Regions from separate parts of the Homo sapiens genome. Here region 2 is linked to region 1. Evidence: chromatin loops called from intact Hi-C (ENCODE). Cell type or tissue: tibial artery. All regions are shown on one strand. Each heading gives the region's core, and the rest is flanking DNA. Links, peaks and the distances in the headings are about the cores only. Region 1 holds the start of CST9L (cystatin 9 like). Region 2 holds the start of CST8 (cystatin 8).

Region 1 (15,689 bases), core at 2,825-10,824:
GAAAGTTCGAGACCAGCTTGGCCTACATGGCAAAACCCCATCTCTACTAAAAACACAAAGAATTAGCCGGGCATGGTGCAACACGCCTGTAATCTCAGCTACTCAGGAGGCTGAGGCAGGAGAATCTCTTGAACCTGGGAGGCGGAGGTTGCAGCAGTGAGCCAAGATCACACCACCGCACTCAAGCCTGGGCAACAGAGATTCCGTCAAAAAAAAAAAAAAAAACAACCCATGAAACAACGCAATGGGCCAGATTTCACCTGTTATCATTGCTAATCAGGACACAGGTTTCAGCTACTCTGTGTCACCCACTTCCTGGAGTCAAGGCAGAAGATCAAGATGCACATGGCTCCTGGGCAGCAGCTCCCCACACACTAGCTACTTTCTTCTGTCTGTGATGGGTGAAGTCTCCTGTGAGGAGACACTCGGGACCACCCCAGTGTTGGGTCAGGCAGCATGACTCTCTTCACCTGCAGCTGTCTTGACCTGGCCAGTGCTGTGCTAGTGTGGACAGATGCAGTGATGCTCTTCCCAGGCCTGGCCCTGCTGTGATCTGGGAACATGGTATGGGACACAGTCAGAACAGTTCTTGTAGAATCAGTCTCCCTGACTTGGGACTGAACTTTCTATTCTGTTATCTGGCAACAATGCTAGGTTCTTGCCTATATTGCAGCACCATAGTCTTCTCAGCCAAACTCAAAGCTCTCACTTTTGCATACTTCACCTGTCCTGCACTATTTAATGTTCATTCTTACAGCAACAAAATATTATTATTTCCTCTTTCAGGTTAGTTATTGCCAGGAAATTGATTTAAAAGTAACCACCTAGTATCACCTAAGTGCTGGCAAAATAGCTCACTCTAGAACACCAAGAAGGATGGTCAGATGGAGACAAAAATGATCAAGGGGCTGAAGAATGGTCCAACCTCTATCTCACTGAGGCAGAAACATGTGATCTCCCAGAGAAGTGTTTAAAAATTTGGTCTAGAATGATATTCCAGTCTAATAAAACATGAGTGTGTGTGGTGGGGCTGCAGATGTAGGGCGGTGGGCCCTGTAGAAACCTTGGCTCTGGCTCAGCTGGAACCAGGGCTGACAAGGTTTAGAAATGCAAGCAGGGCTGGGCTGGGCATGACCAGGCTGGGGCCTCAGGACTTGGGTCTCTGTCTTTCCTGCCCTTTTCTCACAATACTCATTGTCCATCCCAGGTCAAAATGGTTGATAAAAATTGCCATTTATTTTTTTCATTTTTTCCCTTGGTTCACAGAGTACAACTGTTGAGGTATTATACAACAAAAGAACAAACTGATATCTTAGTTATTTTTCTGAACAACGGAGATCCTCTCTTCGACGGGGTGAAGGAGGGGAGAGTGAGAGTCGAGATGTCCCCAGGTCTTATCTCAGTTCGCTGTGGGAGGCGAAGGCACAGAATCATCCAAGGACACCAAGCACCTGAGGACAACCAGAACCTGTGGGTTCTGAAGGAGCAGCCTTCAAAGCTAGTGGCAGAGGGTAGCTCCCCTCCTGCCTGTGGCTTGTGCTGGCCTAGAGAGTATAGGGCAGAAGGATGGCAGATGAGTGACTCCACATCCAGAGCTGCCTCCCTTTAATCCAGGATCCTGTCCTTCCTGTCCTGTAGGAGTGCCTGTTGCCAGTGTGGGGTGAGACAAGTTTGTCCCACAGGGCTGTCTGAGCAGATAAGATTAAGGGCTGGGTCTGTGCTCAATTAACTCCTGTGGGCACGGGGGCTGGGAAGAGCAAAGTCAGCGGTGCCTACAGTCAGCACCATGCTGGGCCTGCCGTGGAAGGGAGGTCTGTCCTGGGCGCTGCTGCTGCTTCTCTTAGGCTCCCAGATCCTGCTGATCTATGCCTGGCATTTCCACGAGCAAAGGGACTGTGATGAACACAATGTCATGGCTCGTTACCTCCCTGCCACAGTGGAGTTTGCTGTCCACACATTCAACCAACAGAGCAAGGACTACTATGCCTACAGACTGGGGCACATCTTGAATTCCTGGAAGGAGCAGGTTGGTGACCACGTACCCTCCTGCCCTGGCATCTGGCATGTGCTGCTCAGTGAAAAATGGGAGTGGGGTGGGGACAGGGGGTCTTATTGAAGAGTCTTGTTCACCAGTTGTAGTCCATACTTAAGAAAATACAAGGTAGTTTAGTTAGTTTTTGATTTTGAAAACATCTAAGTTAGAAATTTCAAATAATTTGATCCTAATCAACTCTCATGAAAAACATATTGTTTAATCTCCATCTTTTTATGACATTATTTAACTGAAGAATGACTTCAAAATGAGGACTACCAAGAAAATGAAGATACGGAATAAGGAAAAGGGCTGAACAGAAAATGTGAATAGAGAGAAATTGAGAAATACTTCCAAAAAATGTAATAAAAAAGAGATAATTTAAAAAATGAAAATTAAAAAAGAGAACAGTAAGGGTTCAGGAGCAATAAGAAACCCCCACCAGTCCCAAAAGACCTCTGGGTGGTCAGTTCCTCTTTGCTGATTTCCAACTTCTCTGAGCTCCTTGGTGTGTCTGCACTTAATAAACTGAAGACTGTTTCACACTCTTCCTCAGACCACAGGTCTTAATCCTAAATGTTCTCCTTTTAATGAAGTCACTACAGAATGCAATCAGGAATGCACAGTTCATCTGTGCTGTAGGCATGAACAATGAAAATAGTCACCAAGTTGAGGACTTTTTTTTTTTTTTTTTTTTGAGATGGAATCTTGCTCTGTCACCCAGGCTAGAGTACAGTGGCGTCATCTCCGCTCACTGCAAGATCCGCCTCCCAGGTTCAAGTGATTCTCCTGCCTCAGCCTCCCAAATAACTGGGATTACAGGCACCCGCCAGATGCCTGGTTAATTTTTTGTATTTTTAGTAGAGACAGGGTTTCACTATGTTGGCCAGGCTGGTCTTGAACTCCTGACCTCATGATCTGCCCACCTCGGCCTCCCAAAGTGCTGGGATTACAGGCATGAGCCACTGCACCCAGCTAAGTTGAGGACTTCTAGTTGGGTAGAGAGGCAAAAATGCTCTTCCTACCTCATTACTGAAACCTTGCAAGAAGAGCAAAAGGACCCCAACCCTGCACCAAGCTTCAGCCTCTGGAAAGACCCTGTGCAAGGCCCTGGCTGGTTCTCTGACCCCTGCTCTCTGGGCTGGAGCCTGCCACGTGGGTTCCTGGATGTGACAATTCCAGAGTCAGTTTTGGAGTTGGGGAAATGGACGGATAGGGAGAAAGGAGATGGAATGAAGTGAAACTGAAAGGAGTGAGAAGATCAAGGTGCACTTTGCAATAGGGCAGATGGTGTTTCTTTCTTTCTTTCTTTCTTTTGATATGGAGTCTCACCCTGTCAACCAGGCTGGAGTGCAATGGCACAATCTCAGCTCCCTGCAACCTCTGCCTCCCGGGTTCAAACAATTCTCCTGCCTCAGCCTCCCTCCCGAGTAGCTGGGATTACAAGCACCTGCCACCATGCCCAGCTAACTTTTGTATTTTTAGTAGAGATGGGTTTTCACCATGTTGGCCAGGCTGGTCTCGAACTCCCGACCTCATTATTCACCCACCCCAGCCTCCAAAAGTGCTGGGATTACAGGTGTGAGCCACCACACCCGGCCCCAGATGGTGTTTCTTGAAGCCATTGTCCCAAGGATGTATGCCTGTGTGTAGTGGGAGTGCTGGGTGGCATTCTTGCATTTTTTTTTTCCTCAGGTCAGGTGGAAGGTTTGACAACATGCCCTAGATGAGGCTCCCTCTGTCCCAGGGCTGAGGTTACCCTGAAAGCTCTTGGAGAGCCAAACCCCTCCCCAGGCACATAGCGCCATCCTCTGGAAATGCAGCTGCAGGTTCAGACACTGACTGAGAGTGAAACTGGGGTCTCACCATGGGAGAGTGGGAAGTGCATCTGGAAATAGGGATACATTCATGGGTGTCTGCCCTGGGGCCACCATGCCCATCCGCTTTTTGTTCTTAACTGCCCAATCTAAAGAAGATCTCCTGATGCCAGGCCCATGGGCAAGCTCCCTAATGGAGGAGAATGTTGGGACTTCTCCTACACAAATGACATCTTCACCAGCAGCTACTTAGGGGCAACAAGGAGGGTGTGTTCACATTAATCTCTCTGTGTGCAATAGGTGGAGTCCAAGACTGTATTCTCAATGGAGCTACTGCTGGGGAGAACTAGGTGTGGGAAATTTGAAGACGACATTGACAACTGCCATTTCCAAGAAAGCACAGAGCTGAACAATGTAAGACAGGACACCAGCTTCCCTCCTGGATACAGCTGTGGATGCCACATGGGGTGTGGTGTGGGCACAGGTGCAACTGACAAAGAGACTTAGAGGAGTGAGCCTGCAGCAGCCTCTACCAGGCTGCCCTGCTTGTGCCTTAGTGGGGAGCGCAGAGGGGCAGGCAGCTAGGGGTCCACTTGCAGGCTCCTGGCCAATCTGAGTTTATCAACTCTGCCCTGTCATGCCACTGCAGCTGCCTGCACCCAGGGCACATGGCCTTCAGACTGCTCTTTCCCCCTGGGGTCCCAGTCTCCTGGGTCCAGTAAGAAGTGGTCCCCTCTCTGGTCTTCCTCCCCTGCCTTCTGGAAGAACCTGGGATCTGACATCACCTCTGTCTGTGGATGCAGTTCTCAGGGTTTCCTTACCCTCCCCTAGACCCAAAAGTGGTAGAGGCTGAGAAGGAGCCCCACTACCCTCCCTCCCAGGCCCTGAGCTGAGCTGCAGCACCTGCTCTAGGGGACAAGCTCCAAGTAAAGCCTGGCTCTGGGAAAACTCTTCCTATGCTTAATCAACACCCTTATTGTAATATTAAAAAATAGGTAGCTGATTGCTTAAATCTGGGAACTGCTTCCACTGGGACAATGCATTCTCCTGCTGCTCTTGGGTGCAGGGATCACACCAGGACAGCCCGGGGTTCCCCTGAGGGCCACTGCTAGGGAGTGGGGAACATTGCACAGGCGCCCCTGGGTCAGAAAAGAGTTGCAGTTCAGCTCAAATCTCCAGAACAGCCCAGGACTCAGGCTTGGGGGCAGCACATGATAGCCAGAGGCCCCGTCTTCCCACTGCTTGACCTGGGAAAGGGCAATGTGGAGAGGAAGCCATTGTTCAGAGCTTGAGCCATGAGCTTCCTGAGCCTCCCTCACCCACTGTCCCTTCCTGTGCTTGTTCTCTCAGACTTTCACCTGCTTCTTCACCATCAGCACCAGGCCCTGGATGACTCAGTTCAGCCTCCTGAACAAGACCTGCTTGGAGGGATTCCACTGAGTGAAACCCACTCACAGGCTTGTCCATGTGCTGCTCCCACATTCCGTGGACATCAGCACTACTCTCCTGAGGACTCTTCAGTGGCTGAGCAGCTTTGGACTTGTTTGTTATCCTATTTTGCATGTGTTTGAGATCTCAGATCAGTGTTTTAGAAAATCCACACATCTTGAGCCTAATCATGTAGTGTAGATCATTAAACATCAGCATTTTAAGAAACTTTGTGTGCTGTAGTTCTCGATAAAAGGGGCTGGGTGTTTGATGGAGTTATTCTCACCAGGGCAGACAAGTAGGATCTGGGTAGATGGACTCCTGAGCCAGCTCCAGGTGGCACAAGTGGTACATCTGAGCTGCTGTCTCAGGGATCACGGCCAATAACCCACGTGGCCAGAGGTGCAATGACTATCTCCTCTCAGGCACCTCATGTGCCTGGATAAGCTCAGACATGGTGTTGGGCTCCCCTGGTCTTGTGGCCTCTTCTCTTGAAGAGTGGCTCACATGCCTTTCCTGATCCTCAGCATGTTGGTGGGCAGAAGAAAGACTTCTAGGCTCACCCTCGTAAAATGGTCCTGATGTGTGAGGCAGCAGCATCTTTGGAAAATCTCTTAGAAATGTTGAACCTCAGGGCCTCCCCGCCTTTGGAAAATAAGTCTGCATTCTCGCAAATCCCCAGGGGTTCATGAACCTGGATAACAACATAAGAAACATGAAAGAACAGCATCAAGTAGGATGGAAGTTATATAAGATATGAAGGTATAGGATTTGTTTAAGAAACAAATCAAGACCAAGATACTTTCTCCCAGAGGAGAGGGATTTCCCAGTATGGGATGTGCAGATGCATGGGAGAGGTAGGAAGGGAGTGAGAGGGCTTCAGACTTAGCAGAGGATTAACTAACTGCTTAACTTCTGAACCAGCCTAGGTAGAATGAAAACCTTCAGGAATATAGGAATTAAATTGCCCACTTTTCAAGTTAAATTACATAGGACATTTTCACAATGTTTATTATAATAAAAATCCTTGGAGTGATGTCAATAAGGTGGCAGAATAGAAACTTTCCACATTCATCCCTTCTCAAATACCTCAATTTGAACCTAACTATACATAAAATATCCTCACAGGAGCTCATCAAACCAAGTGTCAGATTGCAACACTTGGGTAGCACAGAAATAAGACTAAAACATTGAAGAGTGCAGTAAGGAGAGTTTTATACAACCCACATCACCTTTCCTCTCACTCCAGGCTATACACTGTGGACAGAAACATCCCCTACTTGAAGGAAGGAGAGGGAGTATTGAACTTTGCCTCAGACCTCAACACTGCACCTACCACAGTAAAACCAGTGCCAGGCAGTCCCACAGGACCCCAGCCTTCAGGCTGGCACCATGGTCCAAGGCTACAGCCCCACCCCAACACAAAGACAGCTATTGTGGTCCCAGATTTCAGGCCAATCCCAGCACTAGGCTAGCTCCTACAGATACAGGCTCCAGGCTGGCTCCTCAGAGCCAGCCTTCAGGTCTAACCCAGCACCTGTCCAGTTTCTAAAACCCTTGAATTCAGGTCAGCACCAGAAGACTGAGCATACAAGCCTGCATATACTCAAGACCATCCCCTGTGATCCTGTGCTCCAGTAAACCCAAAGATCAGGCCTATCTCAAAAGTTTCCACTGCCAGTCCAGCCTCTGCAAACCCAGGTTCTAGGATTTCCCTTGCACACCCAGGTTCCAGGCCAGCCCACACAGTCCCAGGACCCAGGCCTGTACCCACACATTCAGCCTTCAGGATGACAACAGATCTGAACCAGGCCCTGTGTCCCAAGCTCCAAGCCAGTCCTCATGAATCTAGCCTCCAGGTCAGCATGCACACATCCAGCCTTCAGCCTGGCTTCTGTAGCCCTATGCACCAGACCAGACCTTGCAGACCCAGGTTATAAGACTCCCCTGCATTACACTGCCCCAGGACCCAGGCTGGTCCCCAGAGCACCAGGCTCCAGTGGACCCAAGATCCAGACATGTTTCAGTGTACCCTGGGTCCAGAACCACACCAGTAGACTCCTGCACAAGCTTTCCCTGTGGACCAAGGCTCAAGAACCACCCCTGTGGACTCAGTCTCCAGGACAGCTTCTGAAAACTGAGGACCCAGACCTATAGCCATGGACCCTGGCTCTTGGATTTCCCCAGGGCTAGGCTAGAATCTGTACACTCAGGCTCCAGTTCCATCACAGACACCACGCCCATCCCAGCACCTGGCTGGACACTGCAGACACAGACTCAGGACTTCCCCAGTGCCAAGTCAGCCAGGATTCAGGCTTGCCCAGTTAATTCAACTTCCTGCCCAACCACATGGAAAAAGGCTATAGAACCATCACTGCAGACCCAATCAACAGGTCAATCCTGGTGAACCCAGGCTGCAGGCCCAACCCTATAGAACCAAGCACCAGGTGAGCCTGCCCAAGAACTCCAGCAACAAGCTTACCATGGACCATACCAGATGCCTGCCCAGAATTCTGGACAGGATGATTGGTGAAGGGCTTTTCCTGTCAAAGTCAGTCTATATTGGAACAAGTGCCTACTTGAAATGCACAGTCACCTACACATGGCCATAAGGATTACAAACAATCAGGGAAACATGACACTACCATAAAAATAAAGCACCAGTAAGTTACCCTAAAAAAATGGAGATTTACAAATGTCTGACAAAAAATTCAAAGTAATTATATTTCAATGGTCAGTGAGCTACAAGAGAATATCAAAATATACATAAATAAAATCAGTAAAAGTGAACACAGACAAAATTATAAGATCAAAAAAGAGAGAAACCACAAAAAAGAATCACACAAATTCTGGAGCTAAAGACACAATGAACTAAACTGAAAAATTTATTCAAATAACTTCAACAGTAGACTTGATTAACCAGAAGAAAGGATCAGTGAGATTAAGACCAGGTCATTTGAAATTACCCTGTGAGAGAAACAAAACAAAACGCACAAAAAGAGTAAATAAATTCTACAGGAATTATAAAAAACTATCAAGCAAACCAATGAATGCAATACAGGTGTCCCAGAAGGAATACAGAAAAAGAAGAGGCAGGAAACATCTTTAAGTAAATAATGGCAGAAAATTTTTCAAATCTGGAGCTATAAATTAACATACAGATTCAGGAAGCCCAAATAACCCTAAATAGATTAAATATAATGTGACTTTTACCAATGCATTATAATACAATTTTCAACTGCCAAAGGCAAAGAGAATTTTGAAAGCAGCAAGAAAATATCAACTTGTCACATACAAGAGAATCTTTATAAGATTATCCTCTGATTTCTCAGCAGAGACCTGAAAAGCCAGGACAAATCTGAATGATACATTAAATAAACTGAAATAATTTTTTTAATTGCAAACCGATGATACTATACCCAACAAATCTGTCATTCAGAAATGAAGAACAAATAAGAATTTTCCCAGACAAATTAAACTGTGGCAGTTCATCACTACTAGACCTGCTTTAAAAGAAATGCTGGCCTGGCATGGTGGCTCACACCTGTAATCCCAGCATTTTGGGAGGGCGAGGTGGGAGGATCATGAGGTCAGGAGTTTGAGACCAGCCTGGCCAACATAGTACTGAAATACAAAAATTAACTTGGCGTGTTGGCAGGTGCCTGTAATCCCAGCTACTCTGGAGGCTGAGGCAGGAGAATTTCTTGAATGCAGGAGGCAGAGGTGGAGGTTGCAGTGAGCCGAGATCACACCACTGCACTACAGCCTGGGCAACAAGAGTAAGACTCTGTAAAAGAAAAAGAAAGAAAGAAGAAAGAAAGAAAGAAAGAAAGAAAGAAAGAAAGAAAGAAAGAAAGAAAGAAAGAAGGAAAGAAGGAAAGAAGGAAAGAAGGAAAGAAGGAAAGAAGGAAAGAAGGAAAGAAGGAAAGAAGGAAAGAAGGAAGGAAGGAAGGAAGGAAGGAAGGAAGGAAGGAAGGAAGGAAGGAAGGAAGGAAAGAAGGAAAGAAAGAAAGAAAGAAAGAAAGAAAGAAAGAAAGAAAGAAAGAGAAAGGAATGCTGAAGAACATTAGGGAATAAAAATCTCCCTAGTGAAACTAAGTACATACTGACATTCAGAATACTCTAATACTATAACGGTAATTTGCAAATCTCTTATATCTTCTGTATGAAGATTTTAGGACAAAACTCTTTGAAATAATAGTAGCCACAATGATTTGTTAAGGCAGTGGTCCCCAACTTTTTGGCACCAGGGACCTGTTTCATAGGAGACAATTTTTCCATGGACTGGGGGGTAGAGGGTACGGGATGGTTTTGGTAGGAATTTGTTCCACCCCAGCTCACCAGGCATTAGTTAGATTCTCATAAGGAGCATGTAACCTAGATCCCTCTCACGTGCAGTTCACACTCCTATGAGAATCTAATGCCACTGCTGACCTTACAGAAGGCAAAGCTCAGGTAGTAATGCTTGCTCAGCCACTGCTCACCTCCTGCTGTGTAGCCTGGTTCCTAAAAGGCCACGGACCAGTACCAGTCTCCAGTCCAGGGGTTGGGGAACCTTGTGTTATGGGATATACATATTAAAAGATGTAAACTGTGACATCAAAATGATAAAATGTTGGGAGAAGAGTGTAGAGTTTTTCAGTGTAATTGAAGTTAAGTTATTGTTGGTCCAGCATAGCCTGTTTTAACTATAACATATTTTGTGTAAGCCTCATGGTACCGAAAGCAAAAACCTATAGTAGATAAAGAAAATATTAGAAGTAAAAATTCAAGCCAGGCACGATGGCTCATGCCTGTAATCCCAGCACTTTGGGAGGCCAAGGCAGACAGATCACGAGGTCAGGAAATCGAGACCATCCTGGCTAACACGGTGAAACCCTGTCTCTACTAAAAATACAAAAAATTAGCCAGGCATGGTGGCGGGCACCTGTAGTCCCAGCTACTTGGGAGGCTGAGGCAGGAGAATGGCATGAACCCGGGAGGCAGAGCTTGCAGTGAGCTGAGATCACGCCACTGCATTCCAGCCTGGGCGACAGAGCGAGACTCTATCTCAAAAAAAAAAAAAAAAAAAGAAAAGAAATTCAAAGCGTACTACTACATAAAATCATCTAATCACAAAGGAAGAAAACAAGAGAGGAAGAATGATAAAAATCTACATAACAGCCAGAAAACAATTATCAAAAGGGCAGTAGTAAGTCCTTACATATCAATGGTTACCTTGAATATGAATAGATTATAATCTTTAATCAAAAGACATGGAATGGCTGAATGGATAAACAAATAAGATCCATGTCTATGCTGCTTACAAGAGATTCATTTTACCTTAAGTGTATGAATAGGTTGAAAGTAAAGGGATGAAAAAAGATATTCTATGCAAACAAATCAAAAGAGAGCAGAGATACCTATACCATATCAGATAAAATAAACTTTAAGTCAAAAATACTTAAATAAGACAAAGAAGATCCTTATAATAAAAGAACTGATTCATTAGGAGTATATAAGAATTATAAATGCAAATACACCAGACATCTATCTGAGCACCTAAACATATAATTCAAGAGTTAATAGATTTAAAGGGAGAAGTAGACTGCAAAACAATAAGAGTAGGGAACTTCTGTATTCTACTTCCCACTATGAGCAGATTATCCAGACAGACAACAATAAAGAAACATTATAATTTAACTATTCCCTGGACCAAATGACCTCACGGATATGTACAAAACATTCCAGCCACCAGAAGTGGAATATACGTTACTTTCAATTGCACAAACAACAATCTCCAGATACATTTTACAATAGGCAAAAAAATTTTCAAATTTAAGAAGAATGAAATCATATCAAGTGTCCTTTCTGACCACAATGGTATGAATCTACAAATCAATAATAGAAAGATTTTTTTTAAATTTACAAATAATGTGAAAATTTAAAGACGTGCTTCTGAATAATCAATGGGTAAATTAATAAATTAAAAGGAAAATTTGAAATTATCTTGAGACAAACAAAAATAAAAACACAACATACCAAAACTTATAGAATGCAGCAAAAAGTGGTTCTAAGAAGGAAATTTATAGCAACAAAAGTCTATATCAAATAAGAAAAAAAACTCAAATAAACATCCTAATATTGCACCTCAAGATGCCAGAAAAAGAAAAACCAGACACCACAAAAACACACCTAAGTACATAGGCCATTGACACTGTAAAGCAAATACACAATCAAGTCTGCATGATAAACAGCTAACAACATAATTGCAGGATCACATCCACACATATAAATATTAACCTTGAATGTCAACAGGCTAAATGCCCCAATTATAAAGGCACAGAGTAGCAAATTGGATAAAAAAGCAATACCCAATGGTATGCTGTCTTCTAGAGACCTATCTCACATGCAATAACACCAATAGGCTGAAAATAAAGGGTTGGAGAAAAATCTATCAAGCAAACAGAAATCAGAAGAAAGGAGGGGTTACTAGTCTAATTTCAGACAAAACAGACTTTAAAGCAGCAACATTCAAAAAAAAACAAAGAAGGGCATTACATCATGTTAAAAGATTAAATTCAACAAGAAGACCTAACTATCCTAAATATATATGCACCCAACACAGGAGCACCCAAATTCATAAGACAAGTTATTAGAGACATACAAAAAGACTTACATAACCACACAATGATAGTGGGAGACTTCAAAATCCATTTGACAGTATTATACAGATCATCAAGGCAGAAAACTAATAAAGATATTCAGGACCTGAACTCAACTGTCAACCAAATAGACCTAACAGATATCTGCAGAATTCTCCACCCCAAAAAACCAGAACATACATTTTTCTCATCTGCACATGGATATACTCTAAAATTGACCACAAAATTGCCATAAAACAATTCTCAACATATTGAAAAAACCAAAATCATACCAACCACACTCTCAAACCACAGTGCAATAAAAATAGAAATCAATACTAAGATCACTCAAAACCATACAATTAGATGAAAATTAACCAACCTGCTCCTGAATGACTTTTGGGTAAACAATGAAATTAAGGCAGAAGTCAAGAAATTCTTTGAAACTAGTGAGAACAAAGATACAACATACTAGAATCTCTGGGACACAGCTAAAGCAGTGTTAAGAGGAAAGTTTATAGCACTAAACATCCCAATCAAAAAGTTAGAAAGATGTCAAATTAACAAGCTAACATCACACCTAGAGGAACTAGAAAAACAAGAGCAAACCAATCCCAAAGCTAGCAGAAAACAAAAAATAACCAAAATCAGAGCTAAACTGAATGAAATTGAGATGTGAATTACACAATCAGAAATGACAAAGAGGACATTACCTACAACTCCACAGGAATACAAAAAGCCCTCCAAGACTACTACAAACACCTCTATGTACACAAACTAGAAAACCTAGAAGAAATGAATAAATTCCTGGAAACAGACAACCTCCCAATATCAAACCAGGAAGAAATTGAATCCCTGAACAGACCAATAACAAGTTCCAAACTTGAGTCAGTAAAGAAAGCCGACCAATGAGGAAAAGCCTGGGACCAAACAGATTCACAGCTGAATTCTACCAGATGTATAAAGAAGAGCTGGTACCATTTCCACCGAAACTATTCCAAAACATTGAAGAAGAGAGCCTCCTCCCTAACTCATTCTATGAGTCCAGCATCATTCTGATAACAAAACCTGGAAGAAACCCAACAAAAAAGGAAAACTTCAGGCCAATATCTTTGATGAACATAGATGCAAAAATCCCCAACAAAATACTAGTAAACCAAATCTGGCAGTACATCAAAAAGCTAGTCCATCACACTTAAGTAGGCTTTATCCCTGGGATGCAAGTTTGATTCAACATACACAAAGTGGTGGATGTAATTCATCACATAAACAGAACAAAAAATATATAAACCCAAATGATTATCTCAATATATGCAAAAGAGGCTTTCAATAGAACCCAACATCCATTCACGTTAAAAACTCTCAATAAAATAGGATTGAAGGAACATAGCTTAAGATAATAAAAGCAATATATGACAAACCCACAGCCAACATCATACCGAATGGGCAAAAGCTGGAAGCATTCCCCTTGAAAACCAGCATAAGACAAGGATTCCCTCTCTCTCACTCCTATTCAACATAGTGTGGGAAGTTCTGGCCAGAGCAATCAGGCAAGAGAAAGAAATAAAGGGCATCCAAATAGGAAGAGAGGAAGGCAAACCATCCCTGTTTGCAGATGACATGATTTTATATCTAGACAATCCCATAGTCCAAAAGCTCCTTCAGCTGATAAACAACTTTAGCAAAGTTTCAGGATACAAAATCAATGTACAAAAATCACTAGCATTTCTATACACCAACAAGAGCTAAGCCAGGAGCCAAATCAGGAACACAATCCCATTCACAATTGCCATAAAAAGAATAAAATACCTAGGAATACAGCTAGGATCTACATTGTAGATCTCTACAATGAGAACTACAAAACAATTCTCAAAGAAATGAGAGATGACCCAAACAAATGGAAAAATATTCCATGCTCATGAATAGGAAGAATCAATATTAATAAAATGGCCGAACTGCCCAAAGTAATTTACAGATTTAATGCTATTCCCGACAAACTACCAAAGACATAATTCTCAGCACTAGAAAAAACTATTTTAAAATTAATATGAAACCAAAACAGAGCCTGAATAGCCAAGGCAATTTTAAGCAAAAAGAACAAAGCTGGAGTCATCATGTTACCCAATGTTAAACTATGCTACAGGGCTACAGTAATCAAAACAGCATAGTACTAGTACAAGGACAGACACATAGACCATTGGAACAGAATAGAGAGCGCAGAAATAGGGTCACACAGGTGTGTGACCTCCAGTCATCTGATCTTCAACAAACCTGAAAAAAAACAAGTAATGGAAAAAGGACCCCCTATTCAATAAAAGGTGTTGGGATAACTAGTTAGCCATATGCGGAAGATTGAATCTGGACCCCTTCCTTACACCATATACAAAAATCAACTCAAGATGTATTAAAGACTTACATGTAAAACTCAAAACTATAAAAACCCTGAAAGACAATGTCGGCAATACCATTCTGGACATAGGAACTAGCAAAGATTTCATGATGAAGACACAAAAGCATAGGCAACAAAAGCAAAAATTGACAAATCGGATCTAATTAAACTGAAGGGCTTCTGCCCCACAAAAGAAACTATCAACAGAGTAAACACACAGCCTACAGAATGGGAGAAAATTTTTGCAAACTATGCATTGGACAAAGGTCTAATAGCCAAAATCTATAAGGAACTTAAACAAATTTACAAGAAAAAAATGCATAACCCCATTAAAAAGTGGGCAAAGGCCATGAAGAGACACTTATCTAAAGAAGACATACATGTGGCCAACAAGCATATGAAAAAATGCTCAGCATCTCTAATCATTAGAGAAATGCAAATCAAAACCACAATGAGATACCATCTCACACCAGTCAGAATGGCTATTACCAAAAAGTAAAAAAAAAACAAAACAGATCCTGGCAAGGTTGTAGAGAAAAGAGAGCACTTATACACTGCCGGTAGGGATGTAAATTAGTTCAGCCATTGTGGAAAGCAATTTGGTGAATTCTCAAAGAACTCAAAGCAGAATTACCATTCAACCCAGAAACCTTATTATTGGGTATACAGACAAAGGAATATAAACCATAAAGATATATGCACGTGTATGTTCATCACAACACTATTTACAATAGCAAAGACAGGGAATCAACCTAAATGTCCATGAACAGTAGACTGGATAAAGACAATATGGTACATATAAAGTAAATAATACTACCCAGCCATAAAAAAGAATAAGATCATGTCCTTTGTAGCAACATGGATGGAGCTGGAGGCCATTATCCTAAGCAAACTAACACAGACACAGAAAACCAAATACTACATGTTCTCCCCTATAAGTGAGAACTGAGTACACATCAACACAAAGAAAGGAATAAGGGCCTAGTTGAGGGTGGAGGGTGGAAGGCCAGGGAAGAGTGAGGATAAAAAAAATACCTATCAGGTACTGTGCTTATTACTTTCGTGATGAAACAGTCTGTACACCAAACCCCTTAACAGGCAAATTAGCTATAAAACAAACCTGTCCATGTACCCCTGAACCTAAAATAAAAGTTAAAAAAGAAAACAAAATGAGATACTATCTCACACTGGTCAGATTGGCTATGATTAATATTTAAAAGTCAACAAATAACAGATGTTGGTGAAGCTGCAGAGAAAGGGAACACTTACACACTGTTGGTGGAAATGTAAATTAGTTCAGCCACTGTGGAGAGCAACTGGAGATTTCTCAAAGAACTAAAAATAGAATGACCATTCCACCCAGCAATCCCATTACTGGATATACACCCAAAGGAAAATAA
Region 2 (15,689 bases), core at 3,407-11,406, 78 kb after region 1:
TGGAGCTGGACACTTGAGTAAAGACTCCTCTCCAGTTTGTCACCTCCTTGAAAGCAAGGCCTTCTCATTCCATTTCCTGTCCCCAAGCCCAGGGCATGCTGCATGCTCAGTGAGGACTGAGAGGTGAAAGGTGGGCTCTTCAGAACCATCAGCTCTCCTGGGCCTGAGATGCTCAGGTTCACACAGGCCTGACCAGGGGACAGCCCCCTCAGCCACATTAGGCCCCAGTCCCTCAGATTCCTGTGAAACCTCCCATCCTCTGGGGTTTCCCCACCCAAAGCCCCTCCCACCAGCTCAGCACACAGTCCATGAGGACCCATGCAGGCATGAGTTTGCCTGTCTTGTTCTCTGCTGAGTCTTTAGTGAGTAGAACAGCAGTAGGTTTATAGCAGGACATTAGTATTTGTTGAACTCATTAGTGACTGAATGCAATCAAGGCTACTTGTGATGTCCATTTAAATCTGTTTTCATCTGGCATTAAAGGATTACAGCAGGAGATGAAGGAGTGTCTGCTAGTTGGGTCCAGGTTCACCTGGACTCACCTTTATCAGATCTTTTCTCATGGCTAGCATTCTATCTGTCTCCCAACCTTAGCAAATACATGAACATTTGATTTGCAGTTTGGGGTTTAAATGAGTTAATCTATGCGAAGGACTTAGAACAAAAGCGCAAGCGTTTGTAGAAAGTGCTCTGTGTGTTCACTGCCTTATTGATGCTGTGGAAGTGTCTAGGCTCTTAAGCATTCACATATTTAGGATTTTTGCATAGTGATATTTTTCTTATATGCCCACTCTTTCAGTCTGGCTTCAACTGTGCCACCATATGCAAATGTCCACCTATATGGAAAGACACCTTTACCTGAAGCTGGGCTTGCAGTGTCTTGACCACCAGGAAGACATACTTGTCCTCGCTCTCTTTGTTGTATTCTTGCATGGCAAACCACAGACACTGCTTCACGTTGGCATTTGAGGCATTGACGGGTTTTAATTTCCTCAGCACCCCTGTCTCATTCTTTTTTGGGTCTTTCCTGGCCACCAGGGCCAGGGGAATGGTGAGGAGGATCAGGGAGAGCCACCGGCACCTGGGCATGGTCCCTTGGGCAAGAGGCAAAGTCGACTCTCCTCCTCGTCGTCTCAGGGCTGGAGCTGTGGGCAGGATGGGGTGGCCGCAGCTGCTGCTGTGGGTTCAAGAATCTTCGAGCCACACACTGCCTCCTGTTAGCGTCAGCCCAGCTGGATTCAAGACAGGCCATTAGGGTCACTCTTTGGGGTTTGTCCTCTCTTTCTCCATGGAAACCCACCCAGGAATGCCAGTTAAGGAGTCTCTCTACCAGCCTCCCCTCCTTACCCTGAGAGCAATCTGTGTGTCTAGGGAGAGTTCCTCTCCCCTTCGGCCCCAGTGTGTCTATGCCTACCCCTGTGAGCGTCACTCTTGTTATCTGCTTCTCAGTCCTGTATGATGTGATCATGAAAACTGTGGCTGCCCCAGAGGCCTTGTGGCCTCAGCCCTTGGTGGACTTTCAGCCTGCTGTGCCTGCAGCTCCTTCTTACTCCCTGTGGAGCTGGGAGCTGACCTGACCAGTGGTTCTCCTAGGTCTTCAGCACTCTTAGTTCATGCCTGTGGCCCAGTCAAGGGTCTCTGTGGGTCCTGGTCTGCGGTCTCTCTTGCCCCTCTGAGTCCACGCCCTGCAGGGAGGTTACGCTTTGTGATGTAATTCAGCACCTGTGTCTTGTCCCAGTGAGGACATCTCCCACTTGCCAGCCTCCGGCCTTTGGTCTAAACAGCTCTCACAGGGGCACAGAGAGCAAGCAAATGCCTCCTGCTGTGCCCTCAGAGTCAGGGGCCTGCAATGGTTAATACTGAGTGTCAACTTGATTTGATCGAAGGACACCAAGTATTGATCCTGGGTGTGTCTGTGAGGGTGTTTCCAAAAGAGATTAACATTTGAGTCAGTGGGCTGGGGAAGGCAGATCCACCTTTAATCTGGTGGGCACAATCTAATCAGCTGCCAGCGAATATAAAGCAGGCAGAAAAACGTGAAAAGGAGAGATGGTCCTAGCCTCCTAGTCTACATCTGTCTCCCATGCTAGATGCCTCCTGCCCTCGAACATCAGACTCCAAGTTCTTCAGTTTTGGGACTCTCAGACTGGCTCCCCTTGCTCCTCAGTTTGGCAGACAGCCTGTTGTGGGCCCTTGTGATCATGTAAGTTAATACTTAATAAACTCCCTTTTATATACATATTATTTATATATATAATTTATGTATATTTTATATATATATAATTTATATGTATATTTTATATATATACAATTTATATATATATTTTATATATATAATTTATATATAATTTTTATATATAAATTATATATATTTTATATATAATTTATATATATAAATTATATATATTTTATATATAATTTATATATATAAATTATATATATTTTATATATATAAATTATATATATTTTATATATATATAATTAATATATATATAATTTATATATATATTATATATATAATTAATATATATATAATTTATATATATATTATATATAATTAATATATATATAATTTATATATATATTATATATAATTAATATATATATAATTTATATATATATTATATATATAATTAATATATATATAATTTATATATATATTATATATATAATTAATATATATATAATTTATATATATATTTTATATATATATAAAGGGGAGTTTATTAAGTATTAACTTTATATATATACACAACCATATATATCCTATTAGTTCTGTCCCTTTAAAAGAACCCTGACTAATACAGGGCCCCTCTGGCATCTTCTGCCCACCTGTGCCAATGACTCTGGCTTCCTGAATGCCTGGCCTCTGAACTCCCTTGGCTTGGGCCAACAGTAACCCCCTGCCCTGTCCTGCCAGGGTAAGGGTCACGTGGCCCACTCTGATGCCCAGGCCTGGCCCTTAGTGGGAGGAGGGGGGCACGCACCTGTTAAGCTCTCAAAGCTTCTGCTTTTCTGTGAAAATCCCAAATCAGTGTCCAGAAAGTTCCTGGTGAGGCAGAGAGGTGAGCATTCTTCCTAGGCTGCAAAGATCAATGGGTTCTATGAGCAAGGGCAACGTACAGAAAACACATATGGGGCAGGAATCTGTCAGGCAGGTGGCAAAGCATTGCAGACTACAAATGCATTATGCTGTATTTAAACTTTCTCCCTATGACTAGATTCTTCAGTTTCTCATTTTCAGCTGTTACAAACAGTATTGCAGTGAACAATCCCTTTCCAATATCTTCATGATGTTACACAAGTGTTTTTGTAAAATAAAAGACTAGATGTAAAATTGATGCAAAGCTTTACGCAAATTTAAATTTATTATTTATTGCCAAAATGTTCGTCACTTACTAATTATATATTCATGATTTTCAAATCCTGCTGCATGTTAAAAGTACTGACGGAGATTTAAAACACCAGGGCATACCTAACTGATAAAATCAGAATCTCTGGAACAGGGTCCAGGAAGCCAGCTGTTTTTAAAGTTCCCCAGGGGTTCCAATCTGCAGCCAAGTTTGAAAATCAGTGTAGTGGATCTGCACTTCCTGATATTAATGTGCACATGAACCACCTGGGACTCTCGTTAAAATGTAGGTGCTGAGTTTGTGGGTCTGAGGCAAGGCCTAGATTCTGCATTTCTAACTAGCTCCCCATGTGATCCAAATTCTGCTGATACTCAGATCCCAGTTTGATTAGAGAAGTATTGACCTGTGACAATCCCTGCTTCTTCATATCTTTGCCTTCAGCCTAGCCTTTCTTCATGGAATAGATGATTATGTTCCGTTTATTTGATTTGTACTATTTGTATTATTGGTCAGGGTTAACCATGTTTTCATAGAGACTCACTGAGTCTAGGAGCACCTGATCTGGGCCCCAGGAGGCATGTAGAGCAGACTTCCCCTTGGTGAGGCCAGCTGTGACACCCTGAAGCAAAGCCAAGCCTCCTGGACAAGCCAAGGAGAAGTCAGCCTGTAGACCTATGTCCCTGAAAATGAAGCCTTACTGTAGTTAGCTACAGGATAGGGGTGGTTTGTTATGCAGCACTTCTGGGCCAACAGCTGACTGCTACACACACATTCACTGAATCAAAGCAGTATTTCTAGGTTTTAGACTTTGGAGAAGTATGTGGTGGTGGTTGTTAACTAGGTAAAAGATCCAAATCGTATATCTTTAACACTTTTATGCTCCTTTGGCCTTCACAAGCATCCACACTCACATGCACACACACACGTGCACACACACACCATCATCATGTTGATATTACTCAGAAATTTTTGATTTGGGCTTTCTCTGAACATACTCAGAGAGCTGCTCCAGTTACTTTGCACACTTTTCAAGCAGGAGTAAATCCTCACTGCTGCATGCTATCAATTATGAGGCTGTTTCTTACGTAGCACAGCTTATCTATACCAAACCTTTATACTTGAGGTCTTTTGTTTTCCTTTAATTTTAGAAAATATATCTCCATAATTTCTTCAAATATTTCCATCTTTTTATTTTTCTTCCATTTTGAGATTTCTATGGTCTTTTGGGGGAAGTAGTTGCAGGGCTTTTTGTTTGTTTCCAGCTTTATTGAGGCATAATTAACAAATAAAAAGTTATATAGAGGGTGCACGTGTGATGCTTAGACAGATAGATAGCAAAATGATTATCACAATCAAGCAAATTAGCATATTCATCCCCTCATATAGTTACCTTTTTTTTAATGGTGAGAACAGCTGTGATCTACTCCCTTAGCGAACTTCAAGTATACAATACATTATTATTAACTGCAGTCACCATGCTGCACATGAGGTCTCCAGAACTCATTCCTCTTACAGTTGAATGTTTGTACCAGTTGACCAATATCTCCCTCTCTCCTCACCCCCAAGCCCTTGGTAATCACCATTCTCCTCTCTTTCTATGAGTTTGACTTTTTATTAGAGTCCACATATGAAGGAGATCATGCAGTACTTGTCTTTCTGCATCTGATTTATTTCACTTAGCATAATGTCCTCAAGGTTTAAACATGCAGTTGCAAAAGGCAGAAAACCCCATAGCCTTGGCCCAAAAGCTCCTTTAGCTGATAAACAACTTCAGCAAAGTTTCAAGACACAAAATCAACTTACAAAAATCGCTGGCATTCCTATACACCAACAATAGCCAAATCAAGAGCCAAATCAGAAAGGCAATCCCATTCACAATTGCCACAAAAAGAATAAAATACCTAGGAATATAGCTAACCAGACAGGTGAAAGATCTCTACAGTGAGAATTACAAAACACTGCTCAAAGAAATCAGAGATGACACAACCATATGGAAAAATATTCTATGCTCATGGATAGGAAGAATTAATATTGTTAAAATGGCCATACTGCCCAAAGCACTTTACAGATTCAGGGCTATTCCTATCAAATTACCAATGCCATTCTTCACAGAATTAGAAAATCAATTTTAAAACTTACATGAAGCCAAAATTCAGCTCAAATAGTCAAGGCAGTGCTAAATGGGAAGAACAAACCTGGAAGAATCAACCTGACTTCAAAGCATATTACAAGGCTACAGTAACTAAAACAGCATGTTACTGGTACAAAAACAGACACATAGACCAATGCAGCAGAATAGAGAGCCCAGAAATAAAGCCATACACCTACCACCATCTGATCTTTGATAAAGCTGACAAAAACAAGCAATGGAGGAAGAACTTCCTATTCAATAAATGGTGCTACGATAACTGGCTAGCCATATGCAGAAAATTGAAGCTGTACTCCTTCCTTCCACCATTTACACAAATGAATTCAAGGTGGATTAAGGACTTAAATGTAAAACTTACAACTATAAAAACCCTGGAAGATAACCTAGAAAATACCATCTGGACATAGGCTTTGGCAAAGATTTCATGATGAAGATGCCAAAAGCAATTGCAACAAGCCAGAAATTGACAAATCGTACTGTTTAAACTTAAAAGCTTCTGCACAGTAAAAAGAAACTATCAACAGAGTAAACAGACAACCTACAGAATGGGAGAAAATATGTGCAAACTATGCATCTGACAAAGGTCTAATATCCAGAATCTATAAAGAACTTTGTTTAAATTTACAAGAGAAAAACAAATGACCCCATTAAAAAAGTTGGCAAAGGACATGAACAGACACTGTTCAAAAGAAGACATACATGTGGCCAGCAAGCATATGAAAAAAAGGTCAATATCACTAATCATTAGAGAAATGCAAATCAAAACTACAATGAGATACAATCTCACACCAGTTAGAATGGCTATTACTAAAAAGTCAAGAAATAACCGATGCTGGTGAGGTTGTGGACAAAATGGAACACTTATACAGTGTTGGTGGGAGTGTAAATTAGTTCAACCATGGTGGAAAGCATATGACTATTCCTCAAGGAACTAAAAGCAGAACTACCATTTGACCCAGCTATCCCATTACTGGGTATATACTCAAAGTAATATAAATAATTCTATCATAAAGACACATGCATGCAAATGTTCATTGCAGCACTATTCACAATGGTAAAAACATGGTCTCAACCTAAATGCCCATCAATGACAGATTAGATAAAGAAAATGTGGTACATATACACCATGGAATACTATGCAGCCATAAAAAATACAAAACAAGATCATGTCTTTTGTGGGAACATGGTTGGAACTGAAGGCTATTATTCTTAGCAAACTAACATAGAAACAGAAAACCAAATACTGCATGTTCCCACTTACAAGTGAGAGCTAAATGATAAGAACTTATGAAGACAAAGAAGGGAACAACAGACACTGGGGCCTACTTGAGGATAGAGGGTGGGAGGAAGGAAAGAACCAGAAAAGATAACTATTGGGCACTGGGCTTAATGTCTGGGTGATTAAATAATCTGTACAACAAACCCCCATAACACAAGTTTACCTATGTAACAAACTTTCACACGTACCCCCCAAAATAAAATGAAGTTTAAAAAATTTAAAAAAAGAATAACTTTAAAAAATGCTTTTAATAAAGCAATTTTGACAGTCTTCCAAAATTGGAATCTACCTGCATTCATTTTCTGTGGCTGCTGTAACAAACTACCACAAATCTGGTGGCTTCAAAAAGCACAAATGTGTGATCTCACAGTTCTGCAGGTCAGAAGTCCAAACTGGCTTTCACTGGGCTAAAATCAAGGTATGGGCAATGCTGTATTTTTTTTGGAAGCTCTAAAGGAAAGTGCATTTCCTTCCCCCTCCAGTTTCTAGAGGCTGACTAAATTTCTCAGCTCATGGTCTCTGATGGTTAATATTATGTGCCAATTTGACTGGGCTGAGGAATGTCCAGGTAGCTGGTAAAACATTATTTCTGTGAGGGTATGTCTGTAAGGACATTTCTGCAAGACATTAACATTTGAATAGGTGACAGAGCAAAAAAAGATCTGCCCTCACCAGTGTGGATGGGCATCATTCAATCCATTAAGGGCCAGAATAAACCAAAAAGGTGAAGGAAAGGCAAACACATTCTCCCTGTTTGGGCTGGGACATCATCTTCTCTTGTCGTCAAACATCAGAGCTCTTGGTTCTTAGGCCTTCAGGCTCAGACACCACCAACAACTTCGGTCGTGTCTCTAGCAATGATTCCAGAAAGAAGGTTTTCGGACTCAGTCTGAATTACACCACCAGCGTTTCTGCTTCACCAGCTTGCAGGTGGTTGGTCATGGAACTTCTCAGCCTCTGTAATTGTGTGAGCAAGGGCCTGCAATAAATATATAAATATGCTATTGCTTCTGTTTCTCTGGAGAACCTTGACAAACACAGTCCCTTCCTCTATATTCAAAGCCAGGTGTGGAGTATCTTCAAACGTCTCTCACTTGCTCTCCCTCTCTCACTCTCTGCTGCTTCTACCATCACATCTCTATCTCTGACCCTGATTCTGACCCTCCTGCTTCTCTCTTATAAGGACCTGTGTGTTACATTGGGCCTGCCCAGATAATCCAGGATAATCTCTCCATTCCAAGATCCTCAATCACACCTAAAAGCTCTACATGCAAAATACATTTACCCCTCCTCAACATTCAAATAGTCTCAACCCTTCATACCACCATACCAGGAGATTTGGGATGGGCCATGTAACTCCCTGAAAGTAGACTTTTGACCCCACTGGTTGTCATCAACTCCTGTTACTGAAAGAAATCTTGCACTGTCCTGTTCTTTCCCTGGGGCCCTGGTACCTGAAGTCTTAGAATTTGCTGCCAGTTTCTACAGTGAAAAATTGCTTCAAAACAAGAGCCAACCTGTAGCCGCTAGTCACTCAGGAGTCTCACGTAGTTTTGTTTTGTTATTCTTTGATGGTCACTAGAATTTAAGTTTCCTTCTCATTTCTATAGTCTCTCTAGCATTGATTTCAGAAAGAAGCCAGCAGCCCGTGCTAGTTCACCATCTTGACAGGAACTGGAGGCCACAGGGGATATGAGCATGAAAATGGCCCTGAAGCTAAGTGAGCAGTAACCACAGGAACAAAAGCAGAGTTGAATAAGCAGAAGAAACTTCAGCTTATCCGTCCAAAGGCACATCACTAGGAGAGTGTACAAACACAAAATGAGAAAATACAGTAAACAGAAAGGTTTGAAAATAACAGAGAAGATATCTAGCATAATGGTAATAAAAATACCTCAGTAAATAAAATATTGAGACTTACAGATTGGAATTTTGAAAAAGACCCACAGCATAGTGTCTATAAAAGACTCTCAAAATGAAAAGATGCCCAAAATATTTTTTTAAAAAAGGTTGGGAAAATGTTTAGGAAAATCTGAAGCAAAAAAATAGACTTTCAATCTTAATATATTACAAAATAGAACTTAATGCAAAAAATAAAGTAATAAGAAACTGTGGTAGACAGAAATCTTAAAACAACAACAACAAGATATCCCCTCAGGGATACACACTCTGTATAATCTCCTCCCCTTGATTGTGGGTAGGACATAGAAATACAATGAAATATCATTGCTGGGATTAGGTTAGGTTATATGGCAAAGGTGACACTATTTTGTAGACATAATTAAAGTCTCCAATCCATCGCGCTGAGATACTATAAAGGCATATTTCCCTGCATGGACCTTACCTAACCAGTGAGTCTTTAAAGGAGAATCTAGAAAAGAGTTATACTTTTGGAATGTCAGAGTGGGGAACTCCATGGACCCATTCACCCATGTAAATGCAGGAAACCTAGGCTATGAAAAACAATCTTGAAAAATAACAAAGTTGGGAGACTTATACTTCCCAATCTCAAAACTTACTATAAAGCTACAGTCTTCAAAAAGCTGTAGTACCAACATAAGGATATATATAGAGATCAATGGAATAGAATTGAGAGTCCTAAAATAAACGCATATGAGCTTGGAGGAGGACCCCAAGCCTCAGATGAGTCCCCAGTCTTGACTGACAACTTGATTTCAGCATTATAAGACCCTGATTACAGGACCCATATAAGTCTGACTCACACAAATTGAGAAACTCAGATAATAAATAGATGTTTTAACCTTCTAAGTTTGTGGATATTTGTTACATAGCATAGATAACTAATATAGGAACAAAAATAAACAAAGGAAAAAATAGGACAAGAAAATACAGTCATCAAAACATTTATATACCATCATTGCAGTCTAACACATATCTAGCAAAAAATAAGAGAACTGCAGAAAAAAAAGATAAGTGACCAACGTTTTATTTGATAGTCCTAAAGCCAAAAATTGATAGATCAAGAAGCCAAAAAATAAGCAGAGAGGAAAAGACTTGAAGAGTACTCTAAAAATGTTTAGTATAAAATGCCACATCCCACATTAAAAATTATAAAATTAAGGATTTCTGACCCACGGAAGACATAAGAAGTCAATAGACAAATGACAGTATAGATGAAGACATTGGCCATGTCTGAATTAATATGTAGAACAGAAAATCAGTGTGAAGATAAACTTCATGGCCAATAGAAAGTCCTGTGTTTCTCAAAATCTGTTGTGAAGGGCCAGGTTTTTTTCACATCTCCAATCAATTACAGACTGTATTTTTAAAATATAAAACTAATTTGAGGTTATGTATGATTTAGATGGAATTTTAGATTTTTCTGTCTGCCACGCACAGGATGTAAGCAGGGGACATGTCTGTGTAAAATATAGACCATTGCAGAGATAATAGGTATCATCATTTAAAAAGCAGCAGAACTCTTCAAGCGGGGTGCAACCAGGAGGCTGGAAGAGGAATGGGAGGAGGCCATTCAGGGTCTGTGGAGCTCAGAGAGCAAGTGGGGCAAAAGATGAGTATGGTATGGCTGGAGACCAGACAAGGGGTTTTCATGACAGACAGATTGGTTACTTTGATCTGCTGATTGCATTCCTGGGCTGACAGGAGAAAGGAAATAAACAATAGCAGCTTTTGTAGTGGGTGATTTTCTTTTGAAAAAAAAATAGTATTTGGGAAACATCAGACAAATGAGATAAGTGGCAGTTGCAAGTGTTCCTAAGCCTTTGGTTTGTTCTTTACTGAATGCCTGTGGATCTGTGGGGTTGGAAACTCAAGAGTTAGAAGGGCAGTTGGTGATATGGGTAGTGGAATCGTTTGGCCCTGAGGTCAATTTCAGAAAATCCCAGTAATTAACCACAAAAGTAGCTCAATGCCCTAATATGAAGATGGGGAGGGGGCTGTGGTGAGGGTTAAAGGAGATGATTTCGGTGACACATATTTTACAGTGTTGGGTGTGTAGGGATGTAGTTCTGTGTCTCTTCAGCCTCCCTCACTCCAATGCTGAGATTTTAATTAAGTCTTAATTTTAGGAGGGGTCTCAGCAAATGCATTCCAAAGAGCCCTGCTCCTTCAAAACAGGTCACTCGATAAGATGTAGAAAATATTCGGGGTTTGACATAGATCTAGAATTTAGAAATATATGTCAATTTTGTGTACTATAACTTTCAATATGTTTACTTCCTACTTATTCAGGCCACTTAATGACTGACCCAAATCCAGAGAGGTTTCTCCAGGAAACAAGATGGACTCCTGGATTCTGGCTGATCTTGGATATTGACACATTATTCAAAGCTCTACTGGTTTGAGGTCATCATATTACTAACAAAAGTGGCAGGCACAAAATTTACTAACCCTACCAAAGCTGCTTGCATAGCTCATGGCCACTGGGCACCATCAACAGTGAAATCCGCAATAGGGCTATGTTTTCAATTTCTATGAGAGCCGGAACTAAAGAACACAGGCCATGGACAAAATACCCAACTGCAGTAAACACAATTTCTAAAATATTGGAGTACCTTAAAGAACCACTTCACAGCCATAGCCCCAAGCACCGAACACCTGAGGACTCCAAGTATTTATGATTTAGGCCCAAATTTTCTGTTGCAATACAGATAGGGGTAATGCTTGGTCCCTAAGAGAAATATAAAATGAAACCAGTGGGATTTTGTGTGGATCAAGGTAGAAAACAACTGGCTTATTGTGAAAAAGAGCAGGATGCCAGGCCTTCCTTGTGAACTTGGAATTAAAGGTAAAGGTGCTTCCATCAGCAAGCAATGCTGACCAGAGCTCAGGGAGGGTGTGGCTGTGCTTGTCCGGAACAGTAGGCATGGGGTCCATAAACAAGGGCTCCACCCCTCCCAGCCTGAGTGCTCTCAAAGCCAAGGGCCAGCAATTGATTGGTTTTGCTAACCATGCAGACATCCCCTTGGTAATATAAATATGCCCTATCAAATTATGGAGGGATGTTGCACACAAATCCTGCACAGAAGTTGGCCGAAGGACCAAAGCTGCCACATCTTTTTGCCATGACAGATGGAGCTACCCAAAGCTGTTTCTGAAAATTCTGTCCCATAAGCCCTATGGCAAATTCATGGGAATGAGCTATCCAGGAAAAAGGCAGACTTCTTACCAAGAAATATTCAAATCACCCCCCAAACCAAGGATGGAGGAGTAAAGACTCCCTAGCCCTTCTGTTCGGGAAGACTCCTCCAGAAACTGTTGCACTGTCTCTTTGCCCAATGCATGTCCCCCCACCACACCATCCCCTCATCTCTCTGCCCCTCCAAGGCTGATCCCCCACCAAGACCCCAGCAGAGAGGACTGCTTGTCAGGATGGGTGTCTGTCACCACAGTGCTTCTCCCAGGGGCAGTGAGTGATGCTGGCAGCTATGAAGCCCTGGCTGGGTCCCAGATAGGTAACACAGGCATCAGGAGCAGGTGTGGGCATGCAGACTGGAACTGCCATCTTCTGAGCTCTGGAGAAGACATCTGAGCTCTGGAGAAGACATCATTGTGATTCATGCAGCCCTCGGTGTCCACAGAGGGCAGAGCCTCCTGTCAGCTTCAGTGACCTTCTCTGATCCCTAGGCCTGCGCCTGGCCCTTCTGCAGAAGAGCCACCCTCTGTGAGCCTGTTCCTGAGATGGAAACAGAAGGGTCATGTGTGGTTAACAAAATTGTCTGCATTCCTTTAGAGTGGATGGATGATGGCATAGAGAAATGGAAGGATGAATGAATGAATCAGTGCATGAATGAAGGAACAGATGGATGGATGGATGGATGGATGGATGGATGGATGGATGGATGGATGGATGGATGGATCGATGGGTGGATGGATGAGTACACCAACCAACTGGTGGGGGGCTCCTACATGAACTGCCTCAAATCAACTGGGGAGTTTGGTTTATTCAACAGTCTACACCTGCAGCCAAGGTAACGATGATAATGAATTCTCCCTTGCTTATCACTGCCAGAAACATCCATGGCAAATAAATAATAGGAAAGAGTGCAAAACTGTTCACAGACCCAGAAGGAGCTAAGATGTCTTTAATTCTGCTAGTGCAGCATAGGCCTAGAACTACAAACTTTCATACTCTAGAGGAAGAGAGGACTTCTGCTGCAAAAAATCAGGGGCTCTGCCACCACCTGTTTCCACATTACAGGTGATGTTTAGGAGGTTGAACTGGGAAAACCAAGGTCGGGCATCCATGACAAATGTGCAGTATACCTGAAAAAAAATAAGTATAACATATAAATTAGAAAAATGTAATGCACTGAGAGCATTTAGCATGTAGTAGGGGGTCAAGATGTATTAAAAACTACAAAAAATGAAAAACAAAAACAGTCATCCAGGAACAGGGCTTGAAATGCCCAAGCCTCCACCAGGACAAGGGGCACAGGTGGCTGAATGCTCCCACCTGAGCCTGGGGATTCCTGAAAGCATGCCTGATTGGGCCATCACCTGACCCCTGAAGCATCGTGTCCACTCACAATCTCCCTAGCACACATGATGCTGGATGAACGGCTCCCACCCTGTGTGTTCTAGGGGAGAGAATGAACTTCCCAAGGGATGGTCCCTCTGGGCACCCACCAACTGAGCACAGCAGTTGACAGCAAGCCTGCAGGTGGAAGGGCGAGACCAGCCCTGCTGCTCCTGTAACTCTGATTCAGAGCATCCTCAACCTCTGAGCTCACATGGGTCATGTATGGGTCATGGGAGGATGGTGTCAGAACTCAGACTGACTAGGACACATCCTTACCACACAGGAACTAGAGGGACAGGTTGAGTGACCGGAGAAACTAGACAGTCCTGCAATCCCCAACAACAAAATAAGAGTGAGGACTGCATGGAGAACATCATCTACCTGGATCTCGAGGGTCTCAGGAAGGTACTGGCCTGGGGAGCAAAGTGAGGGCTTGGTCTGGGGACAAAGGCCATGTAGAATCTGCAGGTGCCTGCTATGTCCAGTCAGCCATGCTGTAGGCAGAGGGATCTCCCTGGCACTGAGGCCAGGCTTTGTCTGCTTACATGCCAGCCTTCTGCCTTCACTGAGGGAGCCCTGACACCAGGTGGGAGAGGGCTCAGGGACCCTCATTCTGCCCCAGGATCACCTCTGATGACCTTTCTAAGCCTCCTCCCAAAGGCCCACCTTGATATTACTATCCATTCCCGAGAGATTCATGATGCTTTGGGGTTGATTTTATTCTCAAACCTTTTTCTCTGCTGAGCCTTCTTGCAATGGGCAATTGTCAATGTCTTCATCATATTTTTTACAAATTGTGAGGCCCATCTCCAAATCTGTTAAAAATATCATTGTCTGAACTCAAACAAATTTACAAGGAAAAAACAAACAACCCCATCAAAAAGTGGGCGAAGGACATGAACAGACACTTCTCAAAAGAAGACATTTATGCAGCCAAAAAACACATGAAAAAATGCTCACCATCACTGGCCATCAGAGAAATGCAAATCAAAACCACAATGAGATATCATCTCACACCAGTTAGAATGGCAATCATTAAAAAGTCAGGAAACAACAGGTGCTGGAGAGGATGTGGAGAAATAGGAACACTTTTACACTGTTGGTGGGACTGTAAACTAGTTCAACCATTGTGGAAGTCAGTGTGGTGATTCCTCAGGGATCTAGAACTAGAAATACCATTTGACCCAGCCATCCCATTACCGGTTATATACCCAAAGGTCTATAAATCATGCTGCTATAAAGACACATGCACACGTATGTTTATTGCGGCATTATTCACAATAGCAAAGACTTGGAACCAACCCGAATGTCCAACAATGATAGACTGGATTAAGAAAATGTGGCACATATACACCATGGAATACTATGCAGCCATAAAAATGATGAGTTCATGTCCTTTGTAGGGACATGGATGAAATTGGAAATCATCATTCTCAATAAACTATCGCAAAAACAAAAAACCAAACACCGCATATTCTCACTCACAGGTGGGAATTGAACAATGAGAACACATGGACACAGGAAGGGGAACATCACACTCTGGGGCCTGTTGTGGGGTGGGGGGAGAGGGGAGGGATAGCATTGGGAGATATACCTAATGCTAGATGACGAGTTAGTGGGTGCAGTGCACCAGCATGGCACATGTATACATATGTAACTAACCTGCACATTGTGCACATGTACCCTAAAACTTAAAGTATAATAATAATAATAATAAATCATTGTCCACGTCTGTCAAGAAGAATTATACAAACAGTTGCTAAGTGTTTTCTTTTCATGAATTTTTTTAAAAGGCAGAGAAACAAATAGGAAAGTGGATAAAAGGCTGCCATGTGCATGTCATATAAATAGGCCTAGACAGGGCCATGTACAATCTCTCTGCAGGTCAGTAGAAGACAGTCCACTAAGTGTGCTTCAGATACACACTGGAATCTTCCCAATGACTAATACCTGACAGACAAATTGACAGAGTGATAAACATAGGGTGTGACACACTCACACAATCAAATCCTGCGCAGCAGTGAGCCTGCACATGCCGCAGCCACACCTAACAATACACTGCCTCTGCCTTACACCTGAGCCTCAGCCACACACAGAGGGCTCACACTGGGTGGTTCCTTTTACACAGAGTGAGAAATGGGCGAGACTAATGCCTGGGATTAAAAACTAGGTCAGCAGGACTCCTTGCAGGTTAGAATCTAGATGGGATCACAGAGGGGGCTCTGGGGGATGGCACTGTTCTGCTTCATGTGAGTGCTAATTGCTCGTAACCATCTACCTTGCCAGTGATCATCGAGGTGAATGCAGAGCTGCACCATGCTGTTGTGCATGTTTCTTAGGCTTCTATAAGAAGTGATTAAAAGTTATTTTCATTTCTTTACGTAGAAGTCCATGAAACTCAGGAAG

Evidence for each region. A loop is a pair of places that touch in the nucleus more often than their neighbours do. Peaks named below come from ENCODE experiments on the same cell type or tissue, not always from the same donor. Only the 100,000 strongest peaks of a DNase experiment are listed, where the experiment ranks them.
Region 2: it touches region 1 in a loop (2.0-fold over the local background); 3 of 110 quality-filtered maps call a loop at or near these places.

Annotation. Positions count from the first base shown.
Region 1 is chr20:23,554,548-23,570,236 of GRCh38, reverse strand. CST9L (cystatin 9 like) reads left to right here and starts at 1,753. Exons shown (of 3, transcript NM_080610.3): 1 at 1,753-2,026; 2 at 4,150-4,263; 3 at 5,200-5,505. The coding sequence starts at 1,787. The coding sequence ends at 5,289. In tibial artery, for the core only: no CTCF peak of the experiment used is centred there; a DNase peak (open chromatin) is centred at 6,696.
Region 2 is chr20:23,477,068-23,492,756 of GRCh38, reverse strand. CST8 (cystatin 8) reads right to left here and starts at 1,640. Exons shown (of 4, transcript NM_005492.4): 1 at 1,415-1,640; 2 at 859-1,232. The coding sequence starts at 1,089. It also overlaps the pseudogene CST12P. RefSeq lists an enhancer at 1,676-2,176. In tibial artery, for the core only: no CTCF peak of the experiment used is centred there; no DNase peak of the experiment used is centred there.